Linked DNA regions of Homo sapiens: regions 1 and 3 are each linked to region 2. The links are chromatin contacts, found by Hi-C or POLR2A ChIA-PET in ENCODE. All regions are on one chromosome and are shown on one strand. Each heading gives the region's core, a stretch centred on a gene start or an enhancer-like site at or near the end of the contact. The rest is flanking DNA. Distances are from core to core; before and after follow the strand shown.

Region 1 (4,608 bases), core at 1,357-3,856, 250 kb before region 2:
AGCAATATAGCGAGACCCCCATCTCAAAACAACAACAAAACAAACAACAAAAGACTTGGTGCTCAATAAGTGTTTGTTGAATGATCTCTAACCACAAGTTCTTTGTTAATCTCTGTGCAATATACTTTCCATTTACCAAGACTGCATCTAACTTGGAGGTTATTTCTTAAGGTTGAAAAACATTCTTAAGAAAGTTGGCTGAATTTTTGCACATCCCTCCCCGGTAACAAGTTACAGATACCTTTCATTTAAAGTTGCCTAAGACAGGACTCACCTCCTGTTCTGCTGGCAGGAGGCAGTGAAAACAGATGTGGTTGTCTCAGACAATAGCTAGCAGGGTGTCCCACCCACTGGGAAATGGCAGACCAGAGGCGCTTTAAAAATCCTGGGAACCAGACAGAAGATGGAATGGTGAGGGAGTAGGGTCAGAATCACAGGGACACTCCGGATTCAAGGAGGTAAATTCTTTTACGCAGTTTTGATATAGAGGAAACCACTAATAATGTGTAAAGTCTGACAATTAATGGATCCAGGTGAGGTGTAACTGTGGTAGGATAGGAAAAACCAGAGAAGAGGAGAACTGGGCATGTTTTAAAAGGAAATTTGGCTACAGGAAAGAGGGGTTATGAAGATGTGAATTATGCGACTCAAGATAAACTTTTCCGCCGGGCAGTGCCTCTATTTATTTATATGTAATTTTAGGCTAAAACAATTCTAAAAATCACCAGTATGTTTCCAAATCTTGGAGCTCTTAACATTTAGTTTGAAAATAAAAAGTGTGTTAAAACGGATTGAGAATTATGTGTAGCTTAGTTTGTGGTTCAAAACAACACACACGAAGACACGTTCTCGCTCTTAATAATGTTTTCTTTTTCTCTCACCTATTGAACCGTTTCAGTAGCAACTGTGCAGCCCAGTGAGGTGACAATTGGATTTCAAAACAAACACAAATGAGCAAAGTGAGGAAACCATTTGCCGCGGTGGACTAATGGCCCCTAGGGGATCCTGGGGTCTGTGGGGCTTAGAACTGGGCCCTTGTTTTGAATTCCTCTGAGGTGGACAGAAGCTGGAAGGACACCTCAGTTCCAGCGTGGCTGTGACAGGGTAACTGCCCTTAAAATCAGGGCAGCGGAGCCACGGTTCCCATCGCGTCCCCTCAAACACTCAGGGCCCCGCACTTTGGTTTCTCAGCCCATTTCTTCTCGCGCCTTTCATCCCTTCACTCATCCAGGGCCGTTGCCAAAAAACCCTGGCAAGGACCAGGCCTCAGTCAGGCCCACGGTGGTCCACTGCACGCGACGGGAAACTCCTGGAGGAAGCTCGTTTGGCCCTTGGGGAACCAATGCCCCTTTGGCCATTGTTGTAAGGAACAAAGAGGGCAAGAACTGAGGGCGCCCCCCCAAGGAAAGGCGGGGGAGGACACCCACGGGCGATCCGGGGGGCTGGCCGGGCTGGGGCTGAGGTGCGCCGGGGCTGGAGGCTGGGAGCCGGGGGAGGCAGGGCTGGTCCCCAACCGCCGCGCCCCGCGAGCGATACGCACGGCGTCCGGCGCCCGGCAGAGCCCTTTCCTGCGCCGCAGCCAGTTTACTTTTATTCCCTTTTTCGATATTTTTATTATTATTATTTTTTCCCGCGCAAAGCGGGAGCCAGACTGCCCAGGCGAGCCACGGCCGGGCCGCCATTTCCCGGTGAAAGCGCAGCGCGCGTCGGCACCGGGCGCCCCGGAAAGGGAACCGAAGGGGAGTGCCCGGCCTCGCGCCCTCTTCCGCGCCGGCCCCGGGGCGCACGCCCGCCCGCGGCGCCCGGGTGTCCGCGCAGCAACCCCCAGCCCTCGCCCCGCCACCCGGCGTCCCCGACCTGACCTTCCCCGGCGCGGCCCGCCCCCGGACTCGGGTCCCTAACCTCCGCCCGGCTGCTCCGCGCCCCCTCCATTGTCAGCCTGGAGCCGCCGGCGCCCTGCCCGGGCACCTTCAGAGGCCCCCGAGCGGCCCTCCCCGGGCTCCCTCGGGCCCTGCGCAGCCCCCCACCCATCGCCCCGTGCCCATCGGCGGCCGGGCGCCTCCGTCCTCCCGCTCCTGCGCCCGAAACTCCGCATTCCCAGGAGACCTCCGCTTCCTCCGGGTCCAGCCTCGCCTGGGGCCCGCTGCTGAACCTCGCATCCCTCCTCCTTCCCCTCTCAGTACCCTCGACGCCCCCGGCCCCTCGCTGGCCGCAGGAATTTGACCACTTCTTTAGCAGCCCCCCCTTTATCGCCCAAGGAAGCAAGTTGGGCAGCTGGATTTAAGAATTTGTTTTTGCAGAGGGTGGGTCGGCTATCGAGGGTGCGCCCGCAGGGGCTCGGGGGAGAGGCAGAGGTGGTTCTCTCCGGCCCCTGCACTGCCCCGGCGGCGCGTTTTGTTTCCAGACCCCGGAGCACCCTAAACAATAATGCCATCGCCATGGCGGGCTCACCTGGTGCTGCGCCGCCTGCTCCCGGCGCCCGGTGCCCTCTGCGCGCCCCTCCACGGGCGCAGGTTTGGCCCACGCGGCGCCGGTGCCGGGCAGGACTCTTTGCCTTTCTTTGGGTTCTATCTGTGCGTGTCAATGGCGGCAAGCGGCAGTTCTCTGGGCCGCGGATAGTAGCGGGGGGAGGAGGAGGAGGGAGAAGGGATTGCTCCTTCTCCACATAACCACCTCTAGGAGGAGTTGCTCAGCCTCATCCCCCGCCAGCCCAGGCTCCGCGACGGGTCCGGGGCTTTCGGTGGGGCTTGATGAGCTATTGTCCTTCAGGAGTATTAATGGTGAAACCGCGCGGCCTCCGCGTACTTGGCCGATCTGCGAGACGAGCCGAGGGCCACTCGCTAACATGAGGCTTTCCCCAGAACTGGGCACAAACGCGCTATGGTCGCGATCCAGTCTCCTGTTAGCTGGATCCACCTTTGGTGGGAGAAGGTGGCGTGGGCGTTCATCTGGCAGCTCTGGGGAGAGTCTTCGAAGGGGAAAGCGAAAAATGCCACCTTCTATATTTTTGTGTCCTTAAATAATAACAAGTACATTAACGTTTGTGTCCACCACTGGGAAGAGTGCATAGGGCGGCCACAGCCACGAGAGCTGAGAATTTATATCCGTGCCTGTAGGCTTTTTAGAAATTAAGACCGATTTAGAATCCAGCGTTGCATAATATTTGGAGAGGCAGATGTATGTTTTGGTGGGTGAGACTGTGTGTATGGGCATAATTTTTAATTGGGTTGCTTTACAAGGTGTTAATTTGCAATATCCCAACGGGTATTTAGATGAGCGCGAGGCTATTGTCTTCAGGACCAGTTTTTATTAGTTACTAGAAAATGCATCTTTATGGGGGTGTGGTGGACACTGTCGGGTGTGATAATGGGGATTAGCAGTTGCTGTGTTCCTAGTGGAAGCCAGTCTCGGCTTTGTATTGTGAGTTGTTGGCCAGGGCTCCATGGCTGGAGGGGAGTCAAAAGAATGTGTTTATTTCAGTGGGAAATACTAACTTGCTGTGGACCATCCAGGTTTCCTCTGATTTCTCCTACAGTCAAAGGACTGTGAGAGGCAACATTTTGATCCCTTCCAAAAAGAGAAACCGGTGCAAACAGAATTCTCCAGCCTTGGCCAAATGGCTGATTTTTAAAGCTGTTACATTTGGTAATATTGTGTATATTTGCTACTACAAACTTGTAACTATTTAGGCAGTGGGGACTTTGGAGTGACTGAAAGCCTCCCAGTGCCTGAGTGGGAAGAACTCATGCCTACCACCCTCTGCGTCTCTACTAGTTAGTTAATCATGGCTATTGCTGGCGTTTATAGATAGCGGGTTAGGTTTAGAACATGTGCATTTTAAAGTGTATTTGCTGAGAAATCAGCCATGTTTCTCTCTGACTTCCTCCAAATCACGCATATATCATCAACATATGCATAAGCCTCTATTTCAGTCTCCTATGGCTTCTCAAACTCCCCTGGACTCAACAGTCTCTGTTTCTTGGGGCTTCCTTTACTCTTTTCCTAAGCCTTTCACGCCCTCTGTGTATGACCTCACTGTTCTTTGTCTTGGAAGGTATTTTCCAGGTCAGATATCCAGTCAGGATAAAGTCTTCTTTCCCCAAGATGTATATTTAAAGGGTTTCAAATGATCCCCTGGGGCATCCCATAATGATGTCCTTTCCCATTCCTAAAGAAAGGGTCTCTCTTCTTATACCTTCAGGTGTCCATTCTTCACCAGAAATAACCATCAAGCCAACATTCAAGAGAGTTCAGGAGTTTTCTATGAGTGCTTGAAAAATACTCATACTCTGTCATCCAGTCAGCCAGGCTGACTGAAATATAGTTGAATAATTCATCAGTAGATATTAGATTCACATTCTCCTTGTAATTTCCCAATAAAAGTGGCATATGTGGTCATTTTTATGTGAATTTTATATAACAGTTCATTCTAGCATTTTGTTATGTGCTATCCTGAGAGAGGCTGGATCTAGTAAATTTACTGGTTAGGATTCTCCCATTTCATACTGGTTGGTTTCTTCAGACAGATGATGCTGTCACAACTCAGAAAATCAAGGAAGAGGTCAGCTTCAAAATACTCTGATTCTTAGGATAAAAGGGTTCTTAGAG
Region 2 (4,240 bases), core at 1,463-3,962:
CAGGGCCAGGAGGCTGAGGTTCTAGTCCTGGGCCTCGCCATGTGACTCTGGGCTCAACTTCCCCATCTGAAAAATGGGGTTCAGTTCAGATGCTCTCTGGGATAACTTTCATATCTAGCAGTTGAAAAGATTGTATTCAGTAGGGTAAATATGGAGCTGCAGCTTGGAGGGAAGGAGTGAGCATGTCGGATACAATAGTTAGCCCCAAGGCCCCTAGAGTATGCGACTTGGCATGTCTAAGTCTGAAGCAGTGGAAGCAAGAAGCTAGAAAAGGCCAGGGCATGGTCAGGCCAGCAGGAAGGTCTGGGAAGGGGAAAGCATGGAGAGAGGGGCTGTGCTAAACCCTGAAAATCAGATGCTTATCCCTCAGCAGCCAGGACCCCCGAGATACCTGGAGGAGCTCTCACTGCCCTGACACCTTCTTCACCACCCAGCCAGTCTGGGCTCATTCTGCCTGAGCCCAGAGATGCTGCACCTCCACCCCAGGCCCAGGGAACCATGGACGGCCCGATGGAGTTCTCCGGATTCCCTGGAGCCTGGCAGGGCGTGGGAATGAGCTGACAGCAGCAGTCATGGGTGCACCACTAGCACCAGTACGCTTGCCCTGTGACCGCTCTCTCTGCTCTGGCCCTGCAATCTCCTCCTTGGCCACCCTGGAGAACTGCTCCAGCAGGTGCCAGCCTGGCAGGGGCAGCTGAGAAGAGCCTGGCTATAGGGAATAGGTACATCTTGCCAAAATGCTCACAGCACCCCACCCACCACAGTTAGAGCTGTGCTCCAGTGTTTGCTACATCAGCACTGTTTCGCATGTTCAGAGGGGTTGGAGCGTTTGTCCCAAGCTTCCAAGTAGCAGAGTGGGGATAAAAACCCAGGGTTGCTGGCCTCTACCACCGTGATCTTTACTGCTGCACACTCCCTCCAGCTAAGTAAGATATCCTCTCCCATTTCTTCCCCATGGAAACCTTCCATGGCCAGGACCTTCCATGGCCAGGACCTGCTCCAGGACCTCTTCCCAGACTGCTGCGGCCCCCACCTGCCTGTCCTCCTCTCTATCTGGGCCCTGAATCCCCTGTGCTGTCCAGATTCCCACAGATCATCAAGCCTCACCCTGTCAAGGCCCAGCCTTTCCTCTGGTGGCACAAAGAGGCTGCATGTCCCTCCTTCCTGGGGAGGGGACAGCCTTTTCCTGTATTCCGAAGATTGCCATAGCTACCTGACACGCTAGTAGTGTTTAATCTACTTGGATCAAAAAAATTTGGAGAATGGAAGAAAGCATCCTTTCTCCAGAAAAATAAGAAACCTGGTTTAGGAAAAAGAAGGTGTGGACTAATTTGTGGCCAAGGACAGCAGAGCCAGGCGACCCACACTTGGACCCTAGCGGCCTGGGCCAGTGAGCAGAGACCAGGGCACCACCCCCTGCAAGAACTGTCCCCTCTCCCCGCACCCCCCGGGTCCTTAAGGGGTGGAGGGGGAGGGCCATGGGGGCTCAGTAAGCCTCGGCCTGGGCCTCTGGGCGCGCTTGCCGCTGCGCGGGCGCGGGGCGGCTGTCACACCACCCTGGCCGGGTCCCGAAAGGGAGGAGTGGAGCTTGCCCGCCTCCGCGAGCCTCCGCGCGCCCAGCCTTCCTCCACCTGCCCGGCGTGCCCAGGGCGCTCCCAGCGCTGGAAGCCGGGGGCGCTTGCCCGAGGCGGGAGTCGCTGGGTCATGCTCTTGCCCACCAGGTCCTCCGAATCCCTGGTAGGGCAGCGTCTGTCCGTGTCCCCGACCCCTCCCGCAGGCAACTCGCGCGAACCTGGGGCTCGCAGAGAGCGAGCGCCCGCGGACACCGGCTGAACAGTCTGGAGGCTGCGCGAGGGGGCGCCGCGGGGAGGGATAAAAGCCAGCAACAAAGAGCACAGACCTCGTCCAGCAGTTGATTGACTCGTCCCAAAATAGCCGTCTCCATTTGCTGCTCCCCGCGCTCCGCTTCCAGGCGCAGCACCCGGGCCTGCAGCTCGGCCGTCCGAAAGTGGGCGAGCAGGCTGAGTGCCAGCGAGCAGAGGGCCAGCGTCAGCAGCCCGCACGACCCTGGACTCGGCAGCCGTGCGCCGCGCTCCGCCCGCGCCGCCACCAGAGCCACCGTCCCGGGCGCGCCCAACTCCCCAGGGCCGCGGGCACCGGTGGCTGCCGCTTTGTGGGTGCGCTCCGCTACCATCCTCTCGCGTCTTGAGAACCAATAAATAAATAAATAGAATAAATAAAGGCGACAGCCGCTGCCAAAAGGCTCTATCCAAACTGCGGGGCAGGGGGAAAGGGCTTGTATCGCTGGAAAACGTCCCTTTCCGCTGCTCCCGGCAAAGAGGACGGAAAAATTAGCAGTAGGAGAGGAAGTGCCGAAAAAGCACAACCAGCGGTAATTGGGGTACACCTAGGTGAGAAAAAAGTTATTTCGAAGAACGTTCCAAGTCCAGGAAAGTTAGGGGAATCTGACCGGCTCTCCTTCTCTCCGCCCAGTCTTTCCCTTCAAGTGTCTGCAGAGCAGTTGGTGCCGCGCTGTCAGTCCTTCTGGGCGCCTCGTGTCTCCCGGGCCAGTCAGTTTCAGTCCCCGGGCGAAGGGGCGCACACGGAGGGCCCCATGGGCAGAGGTGGGTCGTGGCGGCTGGCGAGGAGCGCAGGGGCCGATTCCGGCGCCTCTGTAACTTGACACACTCCCTGCGGCGGCACGGATCGGATGAGCAATCCGTGCTACTTCCCAAACTAATCTCTCCCTCCCCCCTCCCTCCTCCTCCTCCTCCTCGTCACTCCTCCTCCACCTCCCGCGGGGCCGACGGCTTGGATTTGTTTATTTATGCAAACTCGCCCAGGGTGGGGGGCGTGGTGAGCAGGTCCGGCGGCCCCAGCCCGCCGGCCCGGGAGCCCCTCTGCCGCGCTCCCCGTCCTCTTTGAAGTGACACTTGGGGTTATTTATAGGCAGGAAGGGGGTGTGGAGTGGAGCTGGCGCTGCACTTCCCTCTCTTTCTCCGGATTCACACCGAGGGCTCGTTTGGCCTTCCACGGAGGCGGTGAGGCGGGCACCACCTTCCATGGACGCGTTGGGGCAGGCACCACTCCACCTTTCCCAGCCCTTGAGACCCTCCAGGAACTCGACTGAGTTATTGTCAGGGCTTGTGGGTGGATCTCCACGTCCTGATCAGGACTACCTGATCCCTTCAGCCACCGCTCCTCTACTCCCAAGCCCCCAACCTCTTTCCCCTTCCTTCTCCCCCGACAACCGACTCCCCGGGGGCTCTGTACCTCCTGAGATCTGCAGCTCCTCCAGTGCCGGGCGGCCAACCACATCTTTACTCTGGGGTGAAAAGTCAGCCCTCCAGGGGGCAGCAGAGCTGGCAGCCCTTCCTCTCAGGACCAAGACCTGAGGTAGTATGAGACACTGAAAACGGAGGAGATCTTATTCCAGGTATCTGAGAGGTGGCTCATTGGGGCCGCCTGCCAGTCCTGACATCTCCCCTTCTTGCCTGCCATTAATCTGAGACCCATGCCATCTATCCCTGTGTGGTGAGACCAGCCTGCCTCAATCATCCCAGTCATCAAAGGTGAGCAATTCCTACACAAACTCAGGTTCCATCCCTGCGGGAGGCTTAGGGCTAACCAGGCTCTCTCCTGTTGTCATTTCCTATATTCCACTAGAGAAAAACTGGTGGCCTGAAGGGCATTTGGTAGTTTTCTCTCTTCTCTTGTCACCTCCTCCACCCCCCACATTAAGTAGCATTTGTATCCCAAGAGACTTTATCTCCTTGTGCCTGTTGACATTCCTGTGAATGAGGTGGTGGGACTGAGTTTTTGGGAGAAAGCCTGTCTTCCTGGAACAGCGGGCAGAGGAGAGTAGACTGGGTTTTCAAATATGCAGTGGAGGTGGGGGCAGCAGTGGTGCTGGGATTCCATTTCAAAATAACAAGGCATGCCAGTACAAACTTCCCATTTTCTATATTGACCTGATGGAACTTGATATATAATACAGTGTCACTGCACTTCTAATAAAGTGTGGCACACTTAATAGTGCATATTGGACTTGTAACATAGTAAGTACTGAGATCATATGTAATAAAGGTAACATTGACTGCTGGGCCAGTCAGCCACTATGGAGGACAACAGGAATAGAAGGCGATGCTGCTGAAAGAGCCCGTGGCCAGGAGCTCTGGGTTCCAGTTCCAGTTCTAGGATTCTCCTGATGGCTTCAGTGGCAAGGGCACTCTGTTTTCTC
Region 3 (4,445 bases), core at 541-3,040, 230 kb after region 2:
AAATTTGCCCCCAAGCAGCCTAGGCGGTAAGAGGCTATCACTAGGGCAGACTCACAGACCTACCTCATCCCCTCACCCCACCCTACAGTCTCGAAGTCGGGTCCTGTCCCCTCCTGCAGTTTCCGGGAGACTCAGGATATCTGGACCTGCTAGAAAGAGAAGCCTTCCTCGCCTAAGGAGACTTAAACCGGGATACTTAAACCTCCCGCCTCGGCGTCTTCCTCCAGGCACGACCGGGTCAAGAGAGAGAAGCGGAAGCTGCAACCCCTCACTCTGAGTGACCGGAAGCAGAAGACCACGGGATGTCCCAGGCGGGGACAAGAGGAGGGGCTGGGGAAGAAAGGAGGGATGATGAGTTCAGAGTCCCTTTGGAAAGGTTTCCAGAGAGCGCTACCAGGGACAACCCAAGGGGCTGGGGAAGTCCCTGCCTTGTGCTCTCTGTGCGATGCCCGAGTGATGCAGAGGCAGGGGGCTGGAGCAGGTGACTGCTGGCAGCTGCTGTCTGTCTGTGATTGGACCGGAGGACTAAGGGGAGAAAAAGTTTATCAGCTTCTCCCAGTGCCTGCACGCTGTGGTAGTTCAAAAGACACGAGGGGGAGGGGCACAGCAGCTCTGCTTCCCAGCGCCTTGGGAGACTGAAGTGAAAGGAACGCTTGAGCCCAGGAGTTCGAGACCATCCTGGGCAACAAAGCAAGACCGCCCCTCACCCCATACAAAATAAAAATACAAATAAATTAGCCGGGCACAGTGGCGCATGCCTGTAGTCTCAGCTACTGGGAAGGCTGAAGTGGGAGGATAGCTTGAGCCCAGGAGATCAAGGCTGCAGTGAGCTGTGATTGCACCACTGCAGTCCAGCCTGGGCGACAGAAGGAGACCGTTTTTTGGTTTTGTTTGTTCGTTTAAAAAAAAAAAGAAGCAAGAGCTCACTGTGAACTCCTGGTTCCTTCCTCCCCTCCTCACACTTCCCAGAACTCTTCCTGTCACGGTTCCTGGCCAGAACGCTGGGATACTATCTACAAGCTGTAGTAGGCTTGTAGTAATGGAATGTCCGCTTGAGGGGTCCCCGCACAGCCAACCCCTGCCTCTGGAGTGGGATCTATGGGGGTGGGGTTCTAAGCGCCTCTGGGGAGTGTGAGGTAGCATCTCAGGGTGTGGCAGAGGCTCGGACACCCCCAAAAGGTCTGCGAATGGAAGGGACATAGGCAGGATCTCTCTCAGTGATGTCCCCTGTCTTCCAGGATGAAGAGAGGCAGTGAAACACCAGGAGAGCAGGGCGTCCTTTAGAATTCCTGGACCCTTCTCCAGGCTGCTAGTCAGGACAATGAGCTCGTGGTTGTCTTTGCCACTATCTTCCTGTGCGATTTCAGACAAGCCACCTCCCTCACTAAGCCTAAATTTCCCCATGTGTAACGTGCAGGCATTGTACCCTAGAGGCATCAAAGTCCCCTCCAGGACAGATGCTAAGGAAAGATAGGCTAGGAGCAAAGCCGTCTGAGGTGGCCTGACCAGAGCCACACGAGGCTCTTCTCACTGGGCGAGGCTCTTTGAGGAACCGAGAGTTGCTGGGACCCAGCCCGCCCTCGAGAGAGCAAACAGAGCGGCGCTCCCCTCCCCCGACCCCGGCCCTTTGTCCGGAATCCAGCTGTGCCCTGCGGGGGAGGAGCGGGCTCGCGTGGCGCGGCCCCAGGGCCCCGGCGCTGATTGGCCGGTGGCGCGGGCAGCAGCCGGGCAGGCACGCTCCTGGCCCGGGCGAAGCAGATAAAGCGTGCCAAGGGGCACACGACTTGCTGCTCAGGAAATCCCTGCGGTCTCACCGCCGCGCCTCGAGAGAGAGCGTGACAGAGGCCTCGGACCCCATTCTCTCTTCTTTTCTCCTTTGGGGCTGGGGCAACTCCCAGGCGGGGGCGCCTGCAGCTCAGCTGAACTTGGCGACCAGAAGCCCGCTGAGCTCCCCACGGCCCTCGCTGCTCATCGCTCTCTATTCTTTTGCGCCGGTAGAAAGGTAATATTTGGAGGCCTCCGAGGGACGGGCAGGGGAAAGAGGGATCCTCTGACCCAGCGGGGGCTGGGAGGATGGCTGTTTTTGTTTTTTCCCACCTAGCCTCGGAATCGCGGACTGCGCCCAGTGACGGACTCAAACTTACCCTTCCCTCTGACCCCGCCGTAGGATGACGCCTCAACCCTCGGGTGCGCCCACTGTCCAAGTGACCCGTGAGACGGAGCGGTCCTTCCCCAGAGCCTCGGAAGACGAAGTGACCTGCCCCACGTCCGCCCCGCCCAGCCCCACTCGCACACGGGGGAACTGCGCAGAGGCGGAAGAGGGAGGCTGCCGAGGGGCCCCGAGGAAGCTCCGGGCACGGCGCGGGGGACGCAGCCGGCCTAAGAGCGAGTTGGCACTGAGCAAGCAGCGACGGAGTCGGCGAAAGAAGGCCAACGACCGCGAGCGCAATCGAATGCACAACCTCAACTCGGCACTGGACGCCCTGCGCGGTGTCCTGCCCACCTTCCCAGACGACGCGAAGCTCACCAAGATCGAGACGCTGCGCTTCGCCCACAACTACATCTGGGCGCTGACTCAAACGCTGCGCATAGCGGACCACAGCTTGTACGCGCTGGAGCCGCCGGCGCCGCACTGCGGGGAGCTGGGCAGCCCAGGCGGTTCCCCCGGGGACTGGGGGTCCCTCTACTCCCCAGTCTCCCAGGCTGGCAGCCTGAGTCCCGCCGCGTCGCTGGAGGAGCGACCCGGGCTGCTGGGGGCCACCTTTTCCGCCTGCTTGAGCCCAGGCAGTCTGGCTTTCTCAGATTTTCTGTGAAAGGACCTGTCTGTCGCTGGGCTGTGGGTGCTAAGGGTAAGGGAGAGGGAGGGAGCCGGGAGCCGTAGAGGGTGGCCGACGGCGGCGGCCCTCAAAAGCACTTGTTCCTTCTGCTTCTCCCTGGCTGACCCCTGGCCGGCCCAGGCCTCCACGGGGGCGGCAGGCTGGGTTCATTCCCCGGCCCTCCGAGCCGCGCCAACGCACGCAACCCTTGCTGCTGCCCGCGCGAAGTGGGCATTGCAAAGTGCGCTCATTTTAGGCCTCCTCTCTGCCACCACCCCATAATCTCATTCAAAGAATACTAGAATGGTAGCACTACCCGGCCGGAGCCGCCCACCGTCTTGGGTCGCCCTACCCTCACTCAAGTCTGTCTGCCTCTCAGTCTCTTACCACCCCTCCTCCAATGTGATTCAATCCAATGTTTGGTCTCTCAGCGCTTACTCCCCTTGCCTTGCTCCAAAGACGCTGCCGATCTGCTCTACTCCCAATCAGGTCCGGGATTTCAGGGCGCCTCACTCTGCCTTAAAGCCACGAAGGCGACCCTCTGCCTTCTCCTCGTGCACTTTTCGGAGCCATTGCCCTCCCGGGGCGGAAGACCAGGCTGTGAACTGGGAAAGCGCTAGCCCGGCCAGGGAGCATCTCCCCAGCCTCCCTGCGAACTGCGCCTGAAACGTGAGCTGCGCTGCAGGTGCCTGGAGCACCGCGCATCTTTTTTTTTTAAATCTGTTTGTAAATTATATGATGCCTTTTGAAATCAATTTTGGTACAGTAAATTATATGGCCCCTCCCCTGTTTTACACATTTGTATTTATTAATGAGATTTCACAGCAGGGAAAAGCCTATATTTTGTATATTAGATTATTTAGGGATTGCTGGATGAGATTTTAAGCCAATAAAAAAAAATGGACCTTCAAGAAGCCTTGGCAAGATGACTCCATTGTGTGTTGGGGAGAGGAGGGCCACAGTCACTACAGCTGAGGAAGAGCACTTCTGTCCAAAGAGAGGGATGACACTCTTTCTGGAGGTCTGGGCTAGAGCCAGGGCAGATTGGGTTTGGAGAGCTGGAAGTCTTCTAAGTAATTATTGGTCCAGCTCCCTTTTTTCTATATAGGGCAATGACTCCTCTTATTTCAAAGAGTGGTTTAGAAGAAAGACAAGCCTCCAACTAGGACAACTGACTCTCACTTGCTGGCCCTTTCCCCAACTCCACCAGCCTAGCTTTAGAGCAACTGTTGGTTGCACTTGGGGAAGGGATACAGTAATAATTCAATTGCAGAGTCAGAGTCCTCGGAAACACGGCTGGGCTGGGCATCCTAGGAATTTTCCCAAGGTGCTTAGAGGCCTAGCAAATCCCCTGAGCATATTTTACTCCCCAGGCACTGAGGTGGCTGTGTCGTGAACTCCTTGAACTGAGCAGCCAGGAGCAAAGAAGGTGGAGCGTCTGGCTGGAATATCCAGCAACGCCCCCTCCCTCATCACCTGGCAGCCTTGATTGAAAACTTATTAAGAAACTGTTCAAGGTTTCCAGCCACACCATGTCTCTTACTGGCAAGGTGGAATAGGACTGGTGCAGCATGAGCACTGAAATCTGTCCCAGGAGTGCCAGTAGAGCACCACTACATGACTTCAGGG

What was found. Hi-C counts contacts between places; a loop is a spot of excess contacts on that map. ChIA-PET counts read pairs that join two places held with the same protein, here RNA polymerase II (POLR2A). Pooled maps may share reads with other maps.
Region 1: a pooled map shows a loop between it and region 2 (2.4-fold over the local background). The contact joins the promoter of MACROH2A2 here to the promoter of COL13A1 in region 2. A Hi-C loop is called at or near these places in 1 of 168 maps with a recorded cell type or tissue (endothelial cell of hepatic sinusoid) and 2 of 50 pooled maps. POLR2A ChIA-PET finds 5 or more read pairs at or near these places in 1 of 52 experiments (OCI-LY7).
Region 3: a loop to region 2 is called in a pooled map, with 2.8 times the contacts of the local background. The contact joins the promoter of NEUROG3 here to the promoter of COL13A1 in region 2. A Hi-C loop is called at or near these places in 1 of 168 maps with a recorded cell type or tissue (DLD1), 1 of 37 single-sample maps with no recorded cell type and 3 of 50 pooled maps. POLR2A ChIA-PET finds 5 or more read pairs at or near these places in 1 of 52 experiments (PC-3).

Annotation. Positions count from the first base shown.
Region 1 is chr10:70,050,844-70,055,451 of GRCh38, reverse strand. MACROH2A2 (macroH2A.2 histone) reads right to left here and starts at 2,606. Exons shown (of 9, transcript NM_018649.3): 1 at 2,452-2,606.
Region 2 is chr10:69,800,378-69,804,617 of GRCh38, reverse strand. It overlaps COL13A1 (collagen type XIII alpha 1 chain), which reads right to left and starts at 2,712. Exons shown (of 41, transcript NM_001368882.1): 1 at 1,901-2,712. The coding sequence starts at 2,194. LOC124902444 (a long non-coding RNA gene) reads left to right here and starts at 2,847. Exons shown (of 2, transcript XR_007062179.1): 1 at 2,847-3,572.
Region 3 is chr10:69,570,767-69,575,211 of GRCh38, reverse strand. NEUROG3 (neurogenin 3) reads left to right here and starts at 1,790. Exons shown (of 2, transcript NM_020999.4): 1 at 1,790-2,002; 2 at 2,168-3,514. The coding sequence starts at 2,169. The coding sequence ends at 2,813. LOC101929021 (a long non-coding RNA gene) reads right to left here and starts at 2,255. Exons shown (of 4, transcript XR_946037.2): 1 at 2,145-2,255; 2 at 64-330. RefSeq lists a silencer at 1,520-1,739 and an enhancer at 2,997-3,624.